Regions from separate parts of the Homo sapiens genome. Here regions 2 and 3 are each linked to region 1. The links are chromatin contacts, found by Hi-C or POLR2A ChIA-PET in ENCODE. All regions are on one chromosome and are shown on one strand. The core of a region is the stretch at or near the end of the contact, and the rest is flanking DNA. Distances in the headings are between cores, read along the strand shown.

Region 1 (3,972 bases), core at 614-3,113:
TCATAGGAACGATCACAGCAGCCTCAAACTCCTAGCCTCCAGTAATCCTCCTGTTTCAGCCTCCCAAGTAGCTGGGACTACAGGCTCACTCTGCACCCAGCTGAGACTCGTTTTTTAACTTCACATTGTAAAAAGCAAATAGTCAATTCATTCACGTAGGTTTTTTAAAAGCCAATTAAGTACATAAACCATTATTTGTGTAATACAAGTTCAAATAATGAAAAAGTCTCCTTTTTTAAAACCTTTAACTAGTTCTTTTGGCATCACAGATACATATATAGATGGTTTCACATGGTTCCAATCCTCAAATAAAAATATTTAAATAAGATTTCATACTAACATGGCTTTATCCTGGCATTTCTTAAACAGATGCAGAAAAATTCCCTTCTAATAAATTATCTGCTCCCACTGCCGCCAACATCCACTCCATCACTACCACCAGCCCCAAATTGCTTTATTGCAGTAGAATTATGTTATAATGTTAAATTGCTATAATTCGGTTTCCAGGCTAGAGGAAAAGCAGCACATATAGTCAGTCTTTCAGAGGCACATTAGCGAATGAAAAGTATATTGCAGGAGAACTAAGGAAGTAAGTCAAGGAACTTTGTCGGGGAAGAAGGAAGTAACTCCTACAGGCTATTTACCCCTTTTACGCCACCCTCTTTGTGTATTCCTGGGGTTTGCTTTGGTTTGGGTATACAGATGTTTGAGGTAGTGAGTGATCATAATAAAAGGTGACTGCAACTTGATGACAGGGCTAAAGAATCTTGGAGAGTTCAGCTGTGCTCCACTACCTCTCTGTTCTCTCCCCAATTCCTAATGTCTTTCATGCTCAACTGAGTCCTTTCCATGTAAAGAGTGACTGATATGGGGACCACAGCAAACATTTTTGCAACACAATTTCTTGCTGTAGAAAAGCAGTTGTAATCAAAATCAATAAAGCACTATTCCTGTGAGCCTCTACGAGACATAGAAACGATATCATTCTACCCAACCCTTCTTTGAAGTGAGATTCCACCACTACCTACCCCTTCATTTAATAAAGATTCATTTTGAATTATTATGCATCGAGTCCTCTGATAGACACAGGGCAGGGAGAAGGGGAGAGACAAAGAGGAAATGACAAGAATGTGGGCCTTGCCATCAGTGTTCTGGGAAGGGGATGGTTGAGGGAATGAGGCATTGTAAGAGAGGAATGTAAAAATCTAACTTTTTGCAGTTCTTTTTCCCCTTTAATCAAGCCCACATGTTTAACACCAGGAACTAAATGTGGTGAGGAGAGAAGGATTATAAAAATGTTCACTTTCATCCTACAGATATGAGAAAACAAGAACATATTGCCATTACTCGACAACTTTATAGCTCCAAATAATGCTAGCATGCAGTAAATCAATGCAGGCTTTCGCTGGCTCATGGAATGCATACCTCACGTTTGCTCTGAGAGGGAGCCCGTGTGATTCCATCTAGTGCCAGGCTGCCAATGGCCCTAGACGGGATTGAGGAGAAGGGGCTGGGGTTGACAGGGGGAAGTGGGGGTCCGATCTGCTCTCAGAGCCAACAAATTCTCCAATCCCTAGTCCCTCAACAACCTTCCTTCTCTTCTTAAGGAATGACAGAAATCAGGAAATATTACTTCGGCTTGCAGGCTTCTGTCCTGGCCTATCAAACCCACAGAGAAGTCTCAGCAAATTACTGGAAACTGCACTTTGAACTTAGTCCCTGGCAAGCAGCCCAGTCAAACAGAAATGTAAAAGTTCCTTTCCTCCGCGGGGCCCCTGCACCAGGGTGTCCCTATAGACACTCTAGAGCTGATTGCAACAGGTTGGAATGAGGCCCCACGCCAGGAAAACAAGCCCTGACCAGTATGATTTCCTACTGCCTGTGTTGTTTCTTAAAAAGGTTTTTTTTGGCTTGTTCTCCCTCGTTTTGTTGGACTAGGTTACAGGCTCAGGTCCCATCGAGGAAAAGACTGGCACCATTTTCACAAAATGCTTAATCCTTGTTTAGTTCGAAAACTGCTCCATCAGCGCCACCAGTAAGTGTAGTCATGTTGGGGGGCAGCTGGGGGAGACTGGTCAGGCCAGTTGCTAAGCAAATTCTTAGAACTCCCAGGGAATCGAGAAGTAATTAGCTTGTAAACCCTGCAGATATTTCTACCTCCGACAAGGGAGACAATATTTCTCTGCCCACAAGGCTTCACTACGTGGTACTAAAATAAACCAACAACAGGGACTGGCATGGAATGAACAGCCTCAGCCGTGCCCGGTCCCATAGCTACTTCTCCTTCATAAGGGGAAACAAAACATTGGCCTCTTTCTAACTGTTATATTTCTAAGAAAACTCAATTTGTACAAGCAAATAAACTGACTCATTATAAAACTAAGAGGTCAACAAGAGGCAGATAAAACTAAAGGTTAGACAGCTGGAGAAACAAGCCTCTCTTCCAGCTGTAATGGGGAGCTCCTTTGGAGGAAGCAACAAGTGCCTTGGGGGATCCATCGTCAACCTGGGAAGAGGAGGGGGCAGGAGAAGAAAGAGGAGCTCTGGCACACTCAAAGCCCATTTTCTGTTGGATCAAACATTCCTTTCGGAAAAACTAAAACTGATGCAAATCATAGCCAGATCTGGCCAGCAGTGACCTAACTCTCTTAATGTGCAATTATTTTCACTGCTTTCTCATAATGGGTTATTTTTCTACATTTGTATTGTTGCATATGCAAAGTGTAAACAGGGCAGTGATCTACTCTTCTGATAATTTTATAAAGAAAATTTCCCAAATGTGTTTTTTAAAGCCCTACATTCTCCCTAAAGGTTTCACATGGATTGGTAGAACCGCTTGTTTCATCTCTCAGCCCACAGCTTACCCCTTCCCTGCCTCCCTGACCTCCAACTGACCCAGTTCTGTAATAATCAACAGTCAATGAACACCACACAATTCAAAAAAAAAAAAAGAAAATGCTATTGGGCAAAGTTGCAGTTAGGGCACTCCTGGTTAGCCCTGTCATTTTTGAGGGAGGTTCCCACAGGTTTTTTATTCTCATTGTTAATGCAGAACTTTTGCACAGCATTTTTCATCTCTTTCCCCCTCTCCTGCCTCCCAGTGGTTCTAGTAGAAGTAAGGTAAGAAAGAACAACAAACCCAAGTTTCATATCAAGTCTACAAAGATAGTATATTCAAGGTGAATCATTCTCTCATCCAAGTATTCAATGTACATTTATTATTATTCCCTCTAACAAAGCAAATATCACCATACATATATCCCTCTTAGTCTCTATGTCCTCATTTACAAAATAACCTGATACAAAAATACCTACCTCCTGGGGATGTTGTTCCAAGAGATGACAAGTGTGGGTGGTCACACCCAGCATGCAGGAGATTCCCTGGGAATAACTGCAAATAGAAGGCTGGATGCTAGATAAGAGGTGGGAGCTGGAGGGGGGCCTCTGGGTAGCAGAAGAACAAAGCCTGCTGGAGAGTATGAACTCCCTAAGAGAAAGGGCAAAGGGTGTAAAGCAGAATCAGGAACTTAGCTGGGTGGGTATCAGGAATTAGAGCAGTGTGAGCCGGGCACAGTTGTTCTGCCTGTAATCCCAACCACTCAGAGACTGAGGCCGGACAATAGCTTGAGGCCAGGAGTTCAAGACCAGCCTAAGCAACATAGTGAGACCCAGCCTCTAAAAGAAGAAAAAAAAAATTAGAGCAGTGCCTCTTGAACTCTGGTGAGAGAATCTCCAGGAGGGCTTGAAAAACAAACAGACCCCTCTGCAGCTCCCACCCCTTTCAGATCCAGTCGGCCTGGCCAGACCCCAGGTGGTTCTGATGCGGGACATCCACAAACCCCACTGAGAAACACCAAATGAGAGAGTGCGAGAAAGAGGAAGAGGGTTAGGGTGAAGTGGAGGGGGATGGAAGGCAGCAAGAGACACCCTAGGAAATGGGCGAGCCTGGTGTGTAATAGCAGCACAGGCTCA
Region 2 (4,305 bases), core at 751-3,250, 140 kb after region 1:
TCTTAGTGGAGATCAAGAGCTTATACTTTTTTCCTAAATCCACACCACTGGCACAGCACTGAACGCGTCCCAGGTGCTCAGCAAGTCTGGACTGACTAATTAATTGATGTAGGGGTCCTTCACCTTTGTACACCTCTGTACTTAAAACACTGTTCTCAAGGGTGTCTAAACACACTTAGAAAAAGCTGCTCTGGTTTTAAACGACATATAAATTCCCTACTAAAGCAACTTCTCTCTGTTCATCATTACTCAAAAGCAGATGAGTAAGGTGACATTTCACGTTGCTAGTTAGAAGTGGCTTGGAACAAAAAGCCACTAACTTCTGGTTTAGACTTTGTTCACTCTAAAAATAAGTTACTTGGGGTATCAGATATGACCTAGTCTTTCCTTTTTTTTTTTTTTGACGGAGTCTCGCTCTGTCGCCAGGCTGGAGAGCAGTGGCACGATCAAGGTTCACTGCAACCTCCACCTCCAGGGTTCAAGGGATTCTCCCGCCTCAGCCTCCCAAGTAGCTGGGACTACAGGCACGCGCCACCACACCCATCTTTAGTAGAGATGGGATTTCACCATGTTGGCCAGGATGGTCTCAATCTCTTGGCCTTGTGATCCGCCTGCCTCGGCTTCCCAAAGTGCAGTGGCGTGAGCCACTGCGCCCAGCCTAGTCCTTAACGTTTTTATCAAGAGTGCTGCCTACACATTTCAATTGTAGATGTATTAAAATTGAGATTACTCATTTTTTCCAAAGAATGTGGGAAAGCGATTGCCATAATCTCCTTAAGGACAAGGTCTCCATCATCCTTCCACCTCTAGTGCTGGGGCCAGGATGTGGGGCAGAGTAGGTGCTTGGTAACTGTTGAGGATTTAATGAATCAATCAATCAGTACTCCTACACACCTACCTTGTCACAGGTGGACACAATATGTTTCACAGAGAAGAGTGGTCTAAAAATATTTATTCCAAGTATTAAGGTAAACACCCTATCACTACCCAAGACACAATAAAAGGGCAATAAAACATTGTTTTCTACACGTTAAGCACCTGAAATCTTTTTTTTTTTAATTTGAGTTGGAGTTTCACTCTTGTTGCCCAGGCACTTTTGTTGCCAGGCTGGAGTGCAATGGCGTGATCTCGGCTCACTGCAACCTCTGCCCCGCTGGCTCAAGAGATTCTCCTGTCTCAACCTCCCAAGTAGCTGGGATTACAGGTGCCCGCCACCACGCCCAGCTAATTTTTGTATTTTTAGTAGAGATGGGGTTTCACCATGTTGGCCAGGCTGGTCTCGAACTCCAGACCTCAGGTGATCCACCCGCCTTGGCCTCCCAAAGTGCTGGGATTACAGGCATGAACCACAGTGCCCAGTCCCTAAAACCATTTCATAAGAATATTTGTGGCTAATGATTAAATGTAATGGGAAATAAAGCCTTTTTAAGCTGAAGCTATTTTAACAAACAGGAGAATTCTAGAGTTGAATTATGTGTAAAACACAAAAAGACCTTGAATAAATGTCAACAAGTTATGAAAATTGTTCACCTCATAAAACATATAGATTTACAGCCTGAGTCAAAATGCATGGCTTAAAATGACGCTGTTTCTCTAGCATCTTCCAGGGAGTGCTTTCTTGGTTACTCTTCAGTGTTTTAATAATACTCTTTTTTCTTCTGCTTTTTAAAACTTTTGTGCTGTCAGATATATATGATACTCCATGCCACCTTGCTAATGCTAAGACAGCTATTGTATCCATAAAACCACTGCACAGTGTCTAAATCAGGAGCTGAATATGTTCTTCTACCTTTTATCGGCTCTAAAAAATGCAGAGCAAACATTATCTATTGTTAATTACCTGTAAAGTAGGGCTTTAGCCACTTCCCCTGTTTCTAAGAGCCCTGAAGTGAAACCTAAAAGAAGTCACCCATTGTTTTCAATTGTGCAAGGGCCAGGAGCAAACAGGGCTCAAATTGCAGCTCTGAAAGGCCACAGGAAATTGGCATACCACTAATCTGCACTCAACTATTCAAAGAAACAAAGCCTGCATTCCTGCTGAAAAACTCACCAGCAGAAACCCAAGGCAGATCTGTTCAGTAAGGACCACAGAATAAATCTGCAGAAATAAAAGTTTTTAATTAGAGTGCCATGAGACCTGGCTCTAGTTTCCTAGCTCTGAGAGTAACACACATCGTTTAGATTTCTACGTAGTCTTCCCAATTTTCTCCAAAATGAGACTACATAATTAGAATCCTTCCTGTTTAATGATGTCAGCAGGGATGGGGTTGGAGGAGATAATAAGAGGTCAACTGTTCACTATAGATAGCTGAGTTATAATAAACTAGAGTACTGAAATAATAAAAATGTAAGGGGATTTAAATTTACTTTTGTGTATTTGGGCTTTAAACATTCCCTGTAAACACAACAACGTTGTTTCTAAAGCATAGGAGTTGAATACAGTTAAGAAATTGGCCAGATTATCTTTCATATGGAACAGAGCAATTTAAAATGAGCTTCCTATAACATTCAAGTATGAAAATAAGGATTGTTTTTTTCAACTGGATATTCCATCACAGCAAAAGTCATGAGCCAAACCCTGATGCTTCAGCTGGTTTGGCCCATCTGCTTGATCTTACATAGTGAGAGCAGAATGAACTAACAGAATCAGGGAGTTTAGGTTCTAGTCCTAACTTTATCAATAAATGTGAAAATCATAATCCTCCCTGTGTTAGATTTTATCTGCAAAACTAGGCTAATAACTTGGCCCCTCTTTCACTCGTAAGTATGTCAAAAGCCCAATATGTTATAACCTAGGTACTTACAGAAAATGTGTGCAATATACAATCTGAGATATTACTGTATTTACTAATAATAGTGCTTTGAGTGATAGATTCCATAATATTATAGATCTATCCCCAAGACCATTCAAAAGTATTTACAGCCATAGTACATATGAAAAAAAAGAATGTTTTGAGGGGTTTCATGCCTATGCCAAGTTCAGCAAGAAGAGTAAACAATAGTTTAGTATCCAGGAGAAAGAGCATTAGCATCTAAGAAGCTGGGAAGGGCCCTGGCATTTTTTTTTTTTTTACTTTTTTAATTACTCTTAAGGATACTTTGGACGCTTAACAGAGAAGACCAAGTGGTTTGCATTATCAATAACTAAAAATACATTAGTAAAATGAAGGAGGAGTTGATTCCAGGCATTTCCATGTCAGGCCTATCTATTTGGGATGTTATAGAAAGGATGCATTATTATATCCCGTGAGAGGTGAGCCAATTCCACAGCCTTGAACATCTGTCTCCTCTAGTGCCAGAGGTTTTACTGCCACAATTCTTAAAATTAGTCTCCCCTGGAAACCTTAACATGATCAATGATATTACTGAAATTCTCTGCAGCAGATAATTACATATCTTTTTTAGAATTCTATTTACTAGTATTTGCTAGACAAAAATGACTTTAGGCAGGAGACACATCATGTCAGAATATATATTTTATTAATGCAGTGAATGGCCCTCTGGCCAGAAAAACAGAAGCCAAATATGGGCTTTTATGACTCGATTGTAAAATGCAGGGAAAAATATCAATGAATATTTATTGAGTGCCTACTATGGGCAAAGCACCTTAGGAGTACAGGTAAATCTACAACATAAACCCAGTCTGAAAGAATTATAATATGGAAGGGAGACAAGACATAAACACTAAAAACTCAACATTAAAAGTAATGATCAGTTTACAGAATGTTGTTACTAAAGAATTTCTGAGAGAGATTATTTTGCCATGATCCAGTCAGAAAAGTAGGATTTAAACCTTGTTGCAAAGAATAGGATTGAAAAGGCAAAGACAGTGTCTCAGGTCTGGAGTTGAAGGTGTGTTGCAGGGACAGAGAGCGAACCAATTCCACTGGATAGAAGATTTATGTTTCAGAAAAGTAGGAAAGAAGGGTGAAAGGGCAGGGTAGGAGTCTGAAAGCGCAGCCACAAATACGCAGTGCATGAGTTTTAACTTAATCCTAGACTTAATGTAAAGAGTGACTGCAGGAAAAGACGGCAGGGCAAGAGGCAAAGACAAGACTTGGGGTGTCAAAAAGACATACAGTCTGATGAACTGGAAAAGATTAATTTTTAATATGGTTATTTGTTATGCAGTCATGCTGTAGACCAGTAACATCATATGATAAATGACACAAATGTTTCCAAGTGTAAATCATCATATTCCAAGTAGGCAGCCACCAGTAGACACACATTTTCCATTGGGTCAAAAGGACCCAAAATTTTATTTGCACACAAAAGTATAGTTGTGTGTTTTTTCCCCTTGAGAAC
Region 3 (4,623 bases), core at 227-2,726, 190 kb before region 1:
TTTTGAGGCAGAGTCTCACTCTGTCGCCAGGCTGGAGTCTAGTGGCAGAATCTCAGCTCACTGCAACCTCCACCTCTCAGGTTGAAGCGATTCTCCTGCCTCAGCTTCCCAAATACTTGGGACTACAGGCATGCACCACCACACCCAGCTAATTTTTGTATTTTTAGTAGAGACGGGGTTTCACCATGTTGGCCAGCATGGTCTCGATCTCTTGACCTCGTGATCCGCCCACCTCAGCCTCCCAAAGTGCTGGGATTACTGGTGTGAGCCATCATGCCCGGCCTCAAATTACCTAAGTCTCAAGCCTGCAGCCATCTATCCACGTCTGCTGGACTACAGGCTGCTGCCTACATAAGGCCAACCCAGTCTCTACAGTGCTTTTTACAATAACCCACCATGAATTGCAGATGGAGCCCCAGCTCCTTCCATTGAGAGCAATGAGATGAGGAGAGGAAGAGGGCAATCTCTCAACAAGTCAAACATTACAGAGCTTTGAGAACGTTAAGAAGTCCAGCCTGCACTAGCACATTGTAATTTATTTTTTGCCTCATTCTGCCTACCTCAGACCTTCAACTCCTCACTTTTCACATATCTGGAGGCTAATCCCATGTGAGAAACACTTAGGAAAACAAGTGTGACAACTCTGCCTGAGTCCCAGAAAGAAAGCTCTCTCTGAAGGGGCCCTTCGGTTGTTTTCCCAGGTGACATGTTTAAGACTTGATCCCTGTTGTCTGAATTCCTTTCTCACCACACCCAAGGTCATTTTAATGAAAATTCCAAAGTCCAAGCCAAGAGGATAGAGTTGCTCTTAATCCTTCAGCAGTGCCGTCATTTGATCCCTAGACCCGCTGGGGTGATTATTGTGTGTCTGCAGAGCAGGGCTAAGCAGGCAGGAGGAGGAAGTGGCTGCCCCTGCAGGAGGCCTGTTTCTGGCCCTTGTTTCTGTGCTGGTGCTGCTGCTACCTCCCAATCCCTCCCACCACCCTTTCTCCCTAACATCTCAAGATAATGCTGATGCTCATGGCTGTTCTTCACCTTTTGCGGAAGTTCACTAATTCATTAACATTTTGTTAATATGATTCATTGTATTGACAAAGTTGAATCAGCAAGTTATTTAATTCCTGGTTTTTTTGCATGCTCAGAGGAGCTAAGGTTGTGTGTGGAACGTGCAATTATAATTCTTGACACCTTTACATCTGTGACTTAGCATTTCATCACAAGGTTTAAAACTTGTGTTGTAAAAGGAAATGGAAAATGTTAAGAAAAACTTGAGTGCTTTAAAAAAAATTCTTTAATTTGTTTTTATCTTCTCTCTAACTTCCTGAGTGATGAGAGAATGAAAGCGCTGACGACCAAATGTCTGGGATGTTTTGGGACCTCTCTGTCCCCTGGGCCAGATATGGGAACATTCTCCAGTGCTGCAAGGACTAATCATCAGGCTCTCTTGCTCCTCACTAATGACCAGGCAGAGCAGCAGCCCCTGCTTCCTGTCACGCTGAACTCTGGAGGCCACTGATTGCGGCCCGGCCAACCTGCCGCCAGCCTTCAGCAAACCTGCCAAAGTCATCTGTTTCGATATTTTCTTGCCTCTTGAGATTAAAGGGGTACATCCTTCCCCACACTGTCTGAAGAGAACAGAGGGGTACACTCTGCTTCAGGGTGTAAAATGGACTCCTTTCTTTTCAGACCCTGGAGGCAAACATGTCTAGGGAATAGCACTCTGACAGGAGAGACTTTACTTCTATTAAAATACTCAGGCTTAAAAAGACTAGAAGCTTTAAGAGAGTTTTGGAAATGGAAACTGTAAGTAAAGACAAGATTTGAGGCATGACCATCATAAATAATGTCTCTAACATGCTCTTTTTTTTTCACCAAATATAAGCGTGCTTAGGAAATATAAAAATGAATCTGATTATTTTTTTCATAGGAATGATACCACATCAACTTTTAGTCCCTACACCTATACCTCTTTCTCCTTCCCTTAACATCCGGAATTTTCTCTCACAGGCTCTGTTCAGCTCTACCGGGGAGACAGGAAGAGATTAGGTAATGATCTGCTGCTGAAACAGCTCCCATAGCCTGGTGGCATGTAGTTCCCCTTCTGTTCTTCAAGACTGGCTGTAGGGAGCATCCCTGGATTTTGACTCTCAAAAGGCATGGTTAAACAGAATAGGAGTCTACTTCAAGTTGCTATGGATGATGTGTTTGAACTTCTTGATTTATTAAGATGTATTCCTAACTTCCTTAAGAAACAAGTGAGAAATTTTAGCTATTATTCTAATTCCTGTGAAAAGAAAAGAAAGAAGAAAAACAATGTATTATTTAGAAGGCCTACCAAGAGCCCAAAAGCTCGTTATCCCAAAAGACAATCTATAAACTTCACTGCCTAGCCCTGGCCTGGATCTGCACATGTGCACACACAGACATGCAGAACAGTGAAGTCACTTCAACTATAGCACTGCTGCTATTTCAGGAAAGCCAAAATAATCCTCTTCGTATAATTGTTGGCACCCAAATAACCTCATAAATAATAACAATAAAATGTTTTAACATTCCTACAGTTTTCAAATCCCACATTAACTCATAGGGTCCTCCAAAAACCCTGTGAGATGTGATTTTACTTACCTCTTTTTACAGAGAGGGACCTGAGGTTCAAGAAGGTACAGAAAATAAGAAAATGCAGCAGGGAGCAGAACCCAGGGCTTCTGACTCTGAATCCACAGTCAGATTCTAGTCTTGCATCTGTGATTACTCAACGGCCTGGTATACATTGGATATTGAATCTAAGTCTTTGATTCCTTTATTGCAAAAAGGATGAGAAGGAGAAGGAAGTAGACAAAGGTTGGACCAGTTGATATTTAAAGACTGTTAGTTTCCACAGTTCCATAAATCCAAAAGCCTTTTTAGGATATTTGAGTGGCCATGGCCTCTTCTCTGATTTCTTGAGAGCAATCAATAACGGCTTTTAGCCTCTTCTTTGTGTAAGGGAGAAGTCAACTGAAGTTACAGTGACCTTGAGATTTCCATCAAATCAGCAAATGCACATCTAATAAGAAGGCTGTTGCTCTTCTGAAAATCTCTGCAAATCTGTGTGGTATATGCCCTACAGTCTACATCAAGTTTTCTGTACCCACTGAAATCTAGACTTTAGCCTCAAGCAGCTGCTATTTTCACTCTTCCAATGAGGACTCTGATGTACCTGTGTCCCCTCTTTCCTCTACCCTACAAAGAACACTCAAGGAAGGCATTGGAGTATCTATTTAGCAGATTATACTGAAGTTTTTTCAGCAAGGGAGGTGGCATCAGAGCCCTTTACATTAATATTCATTTTGACACTTCTTAAAAGTACTCTACCACCCCAGCCCACATGGCTTTCTCATTGGCTGGCACGTCTCTAGAAACCCTTTGCCTGCTGTCCTGCTGCTCAGACCTTCCAGCACCACCATATGCAGGGGAGGAGGGAATGGAAGCCTAACCTTTTTTATTTAAAGGCAATAACAAGGAAACTTTCTAAATAAAAAGCCATCATCTCCAGCCATAGGAGCTTTCCTCCTCTAGGGGCAGAAATAGCTGTAATCAGTTGTGTTTTTAAATAGATTCTTTTTGTTTCTTATAGCGACACTGATGTCAGCTAATGTGATAGAGCAGAAAGAGCACTGAGTCTGTAGCCCAGGCCTCCTTCTGCGTCTAGATCTCAGTTTCTTTAACTGAAGTAGAAGGGTCTTGGAAAAGAAATGGATTTCTAACTTTTTTATGGAGGGGAGCTTCTTATTAATTCCTACTAAACGTGGGACTGTTCGAGAGGGAAGAAAAGAATGCACTGCTGCTCCTAGCTGCTGATGAGAGCACAGCGATTGAGCGCAAGGAAAGGAGGAAGCAGAGGAGCCCCACCAGCTCAGCCGAAAGAAGCCTGGCAGTGTGATGTGCTGATGAAAGTCTGAGAGCCTAGTCCTAATCCTAGCTCTAGGTTACACATACCAGTACTGATTGTAATCAGATCGCCTAACCTATTGTGTAAAAATATGTAATTTCTGCCCCATCTGTCTCACAGGGTTTATATGTGACTAAAAAGGAGTAATGTATATAAAACCATATAAAATGTTACTTAAAAATATATAACATTTAAGGCTGGGCATGGTAGCCCACACCTGTAATCCCAGCACTTTGGGAGGCCAAGGCAGGCGGATTGCTTAAGCTCGGGAGTTCAAAACCAGCCTGGGCAACATAGTGAGACCCTGTCTCTATTATTAAAAAAAGAAGAAGAAATATATATATGTATAATATTTACTCTTAGCTGGCAATCTCTCCCACTTAAACGGTCAGCAACATCAAGAAGCCATCCAGTGTAAACCATTCCTCCACTGTAGATTTCTATTAAATGGATCACCAATCCTACTTACCAGGATTGTCTTATGTCAGTTTTGTGTCAATTTTCTAAAACACAGTTATCTTAGGAAATGCAGGTAATCCTATGTAATGCCTGTGGGGGATATCTGATTGCAATTGTCATTTTGTATTGACATATTGGCACAGATTGGCTGTGTCTGGATCACATTTGAGATATGTGTTTTTATGAAAATTATATAAGGGGGAAGAGGAGGAAACATATACTTCCTCCCCTAT

The links. A loop is a pair of places that touch in the nucleus more often than their neighbours do. ChIA-PET counts read pairs that join two places held with the same protein, here RNA polymerase II (POLR2A). Pooled maps may share reads with other maps.
Region 2: a loop to region 1 is called in a map of PC-9, with 5 times the contacts of the local background. The contact joins two enhancer-like sites. A Hi-C loop is called at or near these places in 22 of 168 maps with a recorded cell type or tissue (Caco-2, Calu3, HepG2 and 12 more) and 15 of 50 pooled maps. POLR2A ChIA-PET finds 5 or more read pairs at or near these places in 3 of 52 experiments (HepG2, MCF 10A and PC-9).
Region 3: a map of heart left ventricle shows a loop between it and region 1 (7-fold over the local background). The contact joins two enhancer-like sites. A Hi-C loop is called at or near these places in 3 of 168 maps with a recorded cell type or tissue (GM12878, Right ventricle myocardium inferior and heart left ventricle), 2 of 37 single-sample maps with no recorded cell type and 4 of 50 pooled maps.

The regions. Positions count from the first base shown.
Region 1 is chr4:123,553,407-123,557,378 of GRCh38, reverse strand. No RefSeq gene overlaps it. Among named protein-coding and RNA genes, the nearest start is that of LINC02435, 33 kb to the right of the region's middle. Within about 2 kb of position 1,863, at least 28 of the 41 ENCODE cell types and tissues checked have a DNase peak (open chromatin) inside an H3K27ac peak, as active enhancers do; they include PC-9, heart left ventricle and mammary epithelial cell, where a contact is called at or near this core.
Region 2 is chr4:123,416,291-123,420,595 of GRCh38, reverse strand. No RefSeq gene overlaps it. Among named protein-coding and RNA genes, the nearest start is that of SPRY1, 22 kb to the right of the region's middle. RefSeq lists an enhancer at 1,732-2,289. Within about 2 kb of position 2,000, at least 12 of the 41 ENCODE cell types and tissues checked have a DNase peak (open chromatin) inside an H3K27ac peak, as active enhancers do; they include PC-9 and mammary epithelial cell, where a contact is called at or near this core.
Region 3 is chr4:123,746,429-123,751,051 of GRCh38, reverse strand. The region is part of intron 3 of LINC01091 (long intergenic non-protein coding RNA 1091); the gene reads right to left. Among named protein-coding and RNA genes, the nearest start is that of LINC01091, 99 kb to the right of the region's middle. RefSeq lists enhancers at 269-852, 853-1,436, 1,437-2,022. Within about 2 kb of position 1,476, at least 6 of the 41 ENCODE cell types and tissues checked have a DNase peak (open chromatin) inside an H3K27ac peak, as active enhancers do; they include heart left ventricle, where a contact is called at or near this core.